3 separate regions of the Mus musculus genome follow, and regions 1 and 3 are each linked to region 2. Evidence: chromatin loops called from intact Hi-C (ENCODE). Cell type or tissue: heart. All regions are shown on one strand.

Evidence for each region. Peaks named below come from ENCODE experiments on the same cell type or tissue, not always from the same donor. Only the 100,000 strongest peaks of a DNase experiment are listed, where the experiment ranks them.
Region 1: a loop joins it to region 2, with 2.0 times the contacts of the local background. A loop is called at or near these places in 3 of 42 quality-filtered maps.
Region 3: a loop joins it to region 2, with 2.9 times the contacts of the local background. A loop is called at or near these places in 2 of 42 quality-filtered maps.

Annotation. Positions count from the first base shown.
Region 1 is chr7:92,740,128-92,742,627 of GRCm38, reverse strand. It overlaps Rab30 (RAB30, member RAS oncogene family), which reads right to left and starts at 914. Exons shown (of 5, transcript NM_029494.2): 1 at 786-914. 4632427E13Rik (RIKEN cDNA 4632427E13 gene) reads left to right here and starts at 1,169. Exons shown (of 2, transcript NR_015510.1): 1 at 1,169-1,566; 2 at 1,652-1,922. In heart, a CTCF peak has its summit at 1,092; a DNase peak (open chromatin) is centred at 1,007; H3K4me3 peaks cover 2,500 bases; H3K27ac peaks cover 2,398 bases.
Region 2 is chr7:93,078,625-93,081,124 of GRCm38, reverse strand. Fam181b (family with sequence similarity 181, member B) reads right to left here and starts at 1,246. Exons shown (of 2, transcript NM_021427.2): 1 at 140-1,246; 2 at 1-138. The coding sequence starts at 1,104. In heart, a CTCF peak has its summit at 1,203; DNase peaks (open chromatin) are centred at 434 and 1,204; H3K4me3 peaks cover 1,683 bases; H3K27ac peaks cover 1,540 bases; H3K27me3 peaks cover 1,441 bases.
Region 3 is chr7:93,005,630-93,008,129 of GRCm38, reverse strand. It overlaps the pseudogene Gm31663. Among named protein-coding and RNA genes, the nearest start is that of Fam181b, 73 kb to the left of the region's middle. In heart, a CTCF peak has its summit at 1,073; a DNase peak (open chromatin) is centred at 1,069.

The sequences.
Region 1 (2,500 bases), 340 kb after region 2:
ACCATTGTCAGTGGCAAGAGCCTATCGCGATGTAATTTAAAACACTCACACAAGCACAAATTCTACTTCCAAACCATCCCGAATCCCGCAGTCGGGAGAACACAAAAAAATGAAAACGCTTAACAAAAATGCAGCTTCTAGCAGCCGAAGAGATCCTTCCCTAGACACGTGAAATATTTCTGACTGGCACGGAGTGCACCATTAAAGGACACTGTCACCTCAAATCAGCAGGAAAAGGCGAGACAAACGACACAAACATACAAACATAAAATAAAGCCCTACGAAACTTAAGCGACTCAAGAGAAACCTGCTCATCTTAAAAATAGTGTGTGCTAGTCCAAGCGACACAAATGTTCTCAAGAAGTACGGCCACATTAAATTACTGTCTCCATTTCTCCCCACACATCACCCTTTCCCACTCAAACCTCAGCACTGGGGTCGTGGAATGACAGGACTGCAGTCCCCCACCTTTGCCCTCCTCGTGTTTTCCAAGTGCACTTCCCAACATCCTTCCCAGCCCAGCCCCCTCTCCTAGCCTTAAAAAGGTTAAAGGGAGTTGAAGCAAGGAAATTGGCAGGCACCAGTCCTCTGGCGGGGGCAGGTTGCAGGAGTTGTTCTTTGCAGTGACCCAAATTGCACAGAGCTATTTAGCTCTTAGCAGCGCCGGTGAGAACCTCCCGAATCCATACCCCCATTCCCGGCCCCATCTTCTCAAAAGAAAGCCTTGAGAACTAAGCGGGAGGGATAACTTGGGAAAACGATTTGAATAAATCACTTCAACTCACCTGGTTTGGGATTTTTCTCCCCACCCCAGGCATAAAAAGAAATGATATACGAATGAGTCACGCACGCAAGAGAAGGTGCTGCGGTGTCCTAAGTCCAAGGACTGGAGTCAGTCCCTGCCCTGGTCCTGCTGCTACTCAGGGCTCAGCTGGAGCGAGCGGCAATAGCGAGCCCAGCAGCAGCAGCGGGGGGGCGGGGGGTGGATAGACCGTAGCACAATGAATGCAGTAGGGTTTTGCAATGACATCATCCCTCTGTCCGAGCGGCCCCAATAGCCATGCTCCAGAGCTGTGCACTCTGGGATCTGTAGTCCTTTGAAGTCCGGGAGCGACGTAGAGGCTACAGCTGGAACTACAATACCCAGGATGCTCTGGTCAGAGCGCCCAGAGAAGAACTGGACCGGCCGCCATGTTGGAGCCCTGGAGCTGCGGCGAGCCGAGGTTTCGAGGGGCTCGTGGAGCCGAAAGGTGGCATGGTGAGAATGGTGAGGCTAGGATGTAGAACTTGATAGCCTCGCGCACCGGCTAGGACTGAACGGAGGCTACACTGGGGACCTTCAGGGCTGTCGAGCCAGAAATGCCATCGCGAGTCGGAGTGAACCGCAACCCGCTGGGGTTGCACAAGGCCTCGCCACCCCGGGACACAGGGAGTCGCTTTACTGAGCGTGGAGAAACCCTTAGACTTCCTGGGGAGACTCTCTGGGCAAAATGTGTCTTTGTTGTGGTGTGGGGACTCGGGACGACGGGCCTCGCGCCTGTAAGACGAAAAGCTCGCGTGCACCCTGTGAGTGGAGCTAAACCTAGGTTATTTTTATTTATTTATTTTTTGCCTTGTCATTTTTCTTAATCCCTCATGATCATTTCCTCAGGTGTCAGACCCCTGCTCCCACCACTGAATTTTCGTTCGGTCGTGAATTGCAAAGGGCCTCAAAGAAATCCTTTGCTAGATAATGTGATCGCGAAGGGTTGTGGAGCTTGGCCCTGAAACTGACAAAGGAAGGATCTACCAAAAGAAGTTAGCACCTAACCTTTCTTACCCCACCAGCGAACGTAAACGACATTGAAAAGGGACTGCAAGTGAGCAGTCTTTCTCGACTAACGCTAAATGAACTGTGCTAAAATACTGCGTATATTCGAAGTTGATAACTGTGGAAAACTTCCCTTTTCTTTTGTTACCTATATTGTGCAAAATAATGTGTTTTGTTGTGACATCTTCGTGCAGATAACGTTAGTTAACACATCATCCCCTTCCCTTAACCACTTGGTACCCTTACCGATGAAAATACATTCAGAATACTTAAAGAACTTTTGAGCCTATTTGCTCAGCATCTCAACACCTTTTCTCCAGTAACTCAAACAGTACTGTGTGTTTGTTTTTCAGGTTCTGAAGTTCACTATAGAAAGATGCCAAAAGACCTACTGAGGGTCTCTGAAAAGTTAAAAATGCTGATATGCGTAATTTGAGTGTTTTATTTTTCCCCTCCTGAGCTTTTCGAAGGAGATGGCTAGCTCGGTGGTGAGGATTCCCACAGCACAGTCAAGACCCTGGATTGTATCCCTAGCACTGGTCTGTTTGCATCAGTGAAAATATATACGGTGCCTCTGTTAGAAATTAATAAAGTTCCAGTAGGTCTTCCTTTCAAAAAGCTAGGCAGGCTGCTTTTTAAATTTCCAAAACACAACAGGAACCTTCAAAGATATATGGAGATGATGGTACT
Region 2 (2,500 bases):
GTGAAAGAAGACAAGGCTGGCGCGTCCTCCCCACCTGGAGAGTCCAAGGCTGTGGGGTACAGGAGGCGCACAGGCTCGTTCAAGGTCACGCCGCCGCGAACGCCAGCCACAGGAGGCTTCTTGGTCTGAGGACAGCTCGGGGGTGTTCCAGGGCTCGGGGTATAGTAGGTTCCCCACCATCGCCGGCTGCTCAAAGGGGCCTGACTCCAGCTCCAGGGGTCCCCGTAGGACCGTGGCTCCGGCGGGGAACGGATCGAGAGGGTCCGCGGCCATCAAGACACCCGAATCGTTGCCACTGCCGAAGTCTGGCGCCAGCAACTCAAAGAACTCAACGGCCTCCGCCCCTTTCTCCAGGTCACCCAGACTCACGCCCTGGCCCGATGGGACGCCGCTGGCGCCGCCGCAGCCCACCCGGGATGGTTCAGTGAAGAAGGACGGGGGCAGGTTTCGGGCACGCAGCGGGACCTTCCTGGTGCCGGGAGCCACTGAGCTCACCGCGGTGCCCGCCCCGTCTCCCACAGCGCTTGCTGCTCCGAGGCCCGGGACTGACACCGCCTCCGCACCGCCAGCCGTCTCTGCACCCCCGGGGATGTGGCGCAGAGAGTCGAAAAGAGCAGCCAGGCTCCGGCTCTGCAGGCTGGCGGCAGCTGCAGCCTGGGTCGCCTCCCTCCGCGGGGCGGCCTTACAGTGCGCTGGGGTCGCGACGGTCGGGGCTCCCGGAGGCCGTTTGGCTGGAGCATCTGCAGCGCTCGGGGACGCGGGTCTCGGAGGTGCAGTCCCCATGAGGCCACTGCAGCGCTTAATCTGCTTCTGCAAGTACTTGCGGTGGTTCACTTTCCGCTTAGACTTGCCTGGCTTGTCCAGCGCCAGCTTGATGTTGCTGGACGCCGAGTCTATGAAGCTGAGCAGGTCGCGGGTGGCCTCGCGCACGTCCCCGCCCTCGGACCCCGATAGCAGCGCTCCCGCGGTCGCCCCGCTCTCATCGTCTTCGAAACAGCAGCCTTTGTCCAGACTTCCGAAGGCGCTCACCAGCCCGTCCGCGGAGCCTCCGAAACCGAAGGGTATGAAGGGGTGCGAGCTGAGCAGCGCAGCCTGCACCGCCATCGCTGCGGCTCCCCGGCCGTCCGCAGCGCGGCCCGTGCGCACCCGGCCCGCTCCAGCCCAGGCGAGGCGCTGTCTGCTCGCTCCGACCCAGGCTCACGGCTCAGCCTCCCGGGGGAGCTCATTAGATCTTGTAAGCCAGAGGCGGAGGGAGGGAGTGCAGGGCGACCGCCCCGGTAGCGGAGAGGAGGGGCTTACGTAGCCAGGCTTTGGTAGTGGGTATAAAGGGGGCGGGAAACTTGGGCTTTTCTTGTTTTCCGAGCTTTCTCAGACCTTAACCCTTTCCTTTCCCTGTGCCCCGGGGCATTTGTTTTGACTGGCCTCAATCGCCAGGGGTGAGGAGAAAGCCTGTGTTCCAACCCCAGCTAGGCTTCTGTAAAACCACACCCTGGCCCTGGACACTGTCCCTAAGCGAGTTCACAAATCTGGGTTTCGATTCCAGTTTTGGAAGCAGTGAGGTCCACCATCTACCAGCTCCTGGAATCGCTCTGTACTGGTCATTGCCCATTTAATGACTTTATGCCATTTAATCCTGTCCAACAGCCTCATGAACTACATGTTTTGTTACCATTCAGCAAAAGAAACTAGACTTCTGAGAAGTTCGGAGAATTGGCCATAGCCACATCTAGTACAGTCAGAAAAGAAAGCCATTCCCAAACTGATTAATCTGTATTCTCTTGGCCCTGTCTCTTTGAATCTTCAAACTCTACTTCTGATCCTAAGATTCTGATCAGTTTTCCCAGGACCCTCAAGTCTGATGTTCTTGCTTCTACTGCTGGATTGGTAGAAGTTACTACTAGCTTAAAGTTAAGTCAAAGCCAGCCCTTGGCCCAAAGGTCAAATAAGAAAAAAGTCAGTCTCCCTGAGCCACTTCTTGATGGGAGAGAGTCCCGGGTGTATAGACAGCTCTGGCCTCTTAGGTTTTCTACTTCTGAAGCCACGTAGATTGCCCCCCACGCAGTGCTGCTGTAGTCGAGTGATCACCTGCACGTTTCCTAGGACACTTTCAACCAGACATTCATTCTTCTTGGGGTGGAGAAAATGAACAACGCGGTCCATCGTGAAAGGTCACTGAGAAAAGACTTGGTCTTGGTTTAGTTTAAGCCTATCCAGTAAACAGCCTGGGACTGAAATCCTTGCTCTGTTGGGTACATGGCTTTGGATAGACCATCTCACCATGCTCTGCTTTGGTTAGCTTTTTTACATCACAACACAAGTGAGGCTGCCCACCTCACTGGGCACATAGAGCATTTGCTATGAAAGAAGAGACCCGTGGAGATGGCTGCACTCCTTGATATGTCTTCTCCATCACAGTATTCATGAGGATTAACTGACGCCACAATAGAAAAGCCTCGTGCACACAACAAAGTTCTCTTAGTTATCATGGTGCAGGTCACTG
Region 3 (2,500 bases), 73 kb after region 2:
TTCAAAAGTTTTTTCTAAGGATTCTAAATAAGTAAAAAAAAAAAAAAAAAAAAAAAAAAGCCAAAATTCTAAAATAAAAAATAAGAATGCCCTGTATCAAAGCCCCATGGCTGTATCATATAACTTCTTAGTAGACAAAGACTAGTATTGTCTTAACTGTAATGCCTACCCCAATAGACAGTTCTTTAATGCTGAAACAAAGCACTACCCAAACTGTTTCGATTGACAGCTCATTAGAGTGAGAACTAAAGGCTTCCACAGCAAGACCCAGATTTTTCTGGAGCCAGGGAAGAGAAACAGCAATCTCCTAGTCGAGATTTTGGCTTTGAAATGACCGTGCCCGAGTATACTTTTTTTTAAAGCATTATATGTTCCCTAAGACAGGTAAAAAGAAATTTACTGAGAAAATAAAAAAGAAACTGCGGAGGAAAAGAACTTATTTGGCAGAGAAGAAACTGTTAGTCTCCCTGTGTCCCTGAAAGACTTGAATTTGACCTTATTCCCTATCCTAGAAAAAAGCCCCTGGAAGAAAGGTCTCAGTGTAAGAACTGCCTGAAAGCTCCAAGCCTTGGAAATGGGAAGGTTCTGCCATTTATTAATGTCAAATATGTCGGCTGCATGAATTATTCTGCTTGTCTTCTGAAAGCCATACGAGAAAGTACCCACGTCTCTGCTGTTTTGTATCCTAGGGCTTAAGGCTTTAATGATGCTGATAGCAACTATTAGAAGACAAAATATTATTTAAAGACAACAAGCAATACATGCTGATCTTTGAAAAGCTTACTCATCAAATTTAAAGGTCTATTTTACTGAACTATCCACAACATCGAGCCTGTTCCCATTTAAAGTGAAAGACCAAACAGTGATTTTCTTAAGCTGGCATAATTTAAGTAAATTGCCACAAAACTGACCTTGGAAACAAAGAGAAATGGAACAGGACAAGGCCAGATTCCTTCCTGGCAGTACCATGGTGGCAAATGTCCCAGAACTAAGGAGAGCTGCCAAGTGGGAAAGAGATAAAGAAAGGACTTTCCAAAAGCAGCCAGCCCAGGCACACTGACCTCCCAACAGCTGGAGGGAGACAGAAGCAACAGGCAGGTAGGTCTCTGCCTTCTTCTTTATGGCAGCCCAGTTCAGAATCACTCACTGAGTGAGCTCACAGGAAGCAGCCCGGTTTCCGGGACTGGCATTCCACATTCTATCAGCTGCAGCTGCAGCGTTTTGAACCCGGCTTCTGCTTTCCCTTTTGTGGCAGGAGTGGGGACTTACAATGGGCCAGAGAGACTTCAGCCTCAGAACCAAGGAGACCTCCCTGCTGCTGGGAGAGGGGCTCTCCCTCTGGTGAAAGGCAGTGAGGAGCCATGCCAGATCTTATGGCCTGTGAGCTGCCATGATGACACAAAGACAGTGAGGCCGGAGCAGTCACCTGGGTGGGATGTCTGTGCCCACCCCTGTCACTCTCTTGTATCTTGGCCTTGGCCCAACAAATATAATGACAAATGAGAGAAAGTAATCACGTATAAGAAACATTTTAAAAGTGAATGGGTATGTGGGTGGAGGGAACTTAAAAGGAGAAAGCAAAAATGGTGATATTTAAAAGTCACTCAGGGCTGCCTTCTGTAGTTGCCACAGAAGTTTGAGACCCATTGCTTCATGTGTCTGATTTCCACCAAGTGAACTATCTGTAAGGACTGTGGATCTATGGGGTGCTGGATCACAGATCTAAATGATGGGCCCCCCTTGAGATGTTGACTGCCACCAGAGTATCAGAGAGACCTTCAGTATCTCCACCTCCTGACCATCGGTCTAGGTCACCATTGCTGGGAGGGAGGGAGACAAGAAAAATTAAGGTTGTGAGTTCTTTATGACCGTGTTCAAACAAAATATGAGAGGCATTCTTCATGCATAAACCTGAAAATTGAGACAGTTTGAAAGGCTGTATCTACTTTGTCACATAAGTTTCTTGATGTGTGAGTCTTGTATTATTTCCCTAAAAACAGAGAACCAAAGAAAACTGAACCTGGTGGCACAAAGCTGTAGAGGGAAAAAGGTCCAACGGTGGAGCCTGGGCTATATATAGGACCCTGAAAGTCTCACAAACACACACGGTTCTGATGCTTCTCAGTTGAGTGTCAGCCTGCAGCTCCATGCACCATTTGAAAGCTGACAGGAAATACGTCTATGTGGATTGAAAACTGAGTCATGATACTTTCTCTGGAAAGCTTGAATTCTGTTTTCAGGCTTTTGTGTCAGACTGACACAGAAGGGTATATACTTTTTGCAGTTCCTGAGACTATGTTTTTTCCAGAGTGTGGAAATACACAGAAGTGTGCTTCCCTTAACTTGAGCTTGCTATGATTTCAATTTCCATTTAGTAATTTGTACATTAATATATTTACCATCAGAAAAAAATGATTCTGAAATTTTGACATTAAATGTGCTACACAAACAACTTTTACCATAGTATCCGTTTTAGTTGTAACTTCTTTAAAGTGCCAGC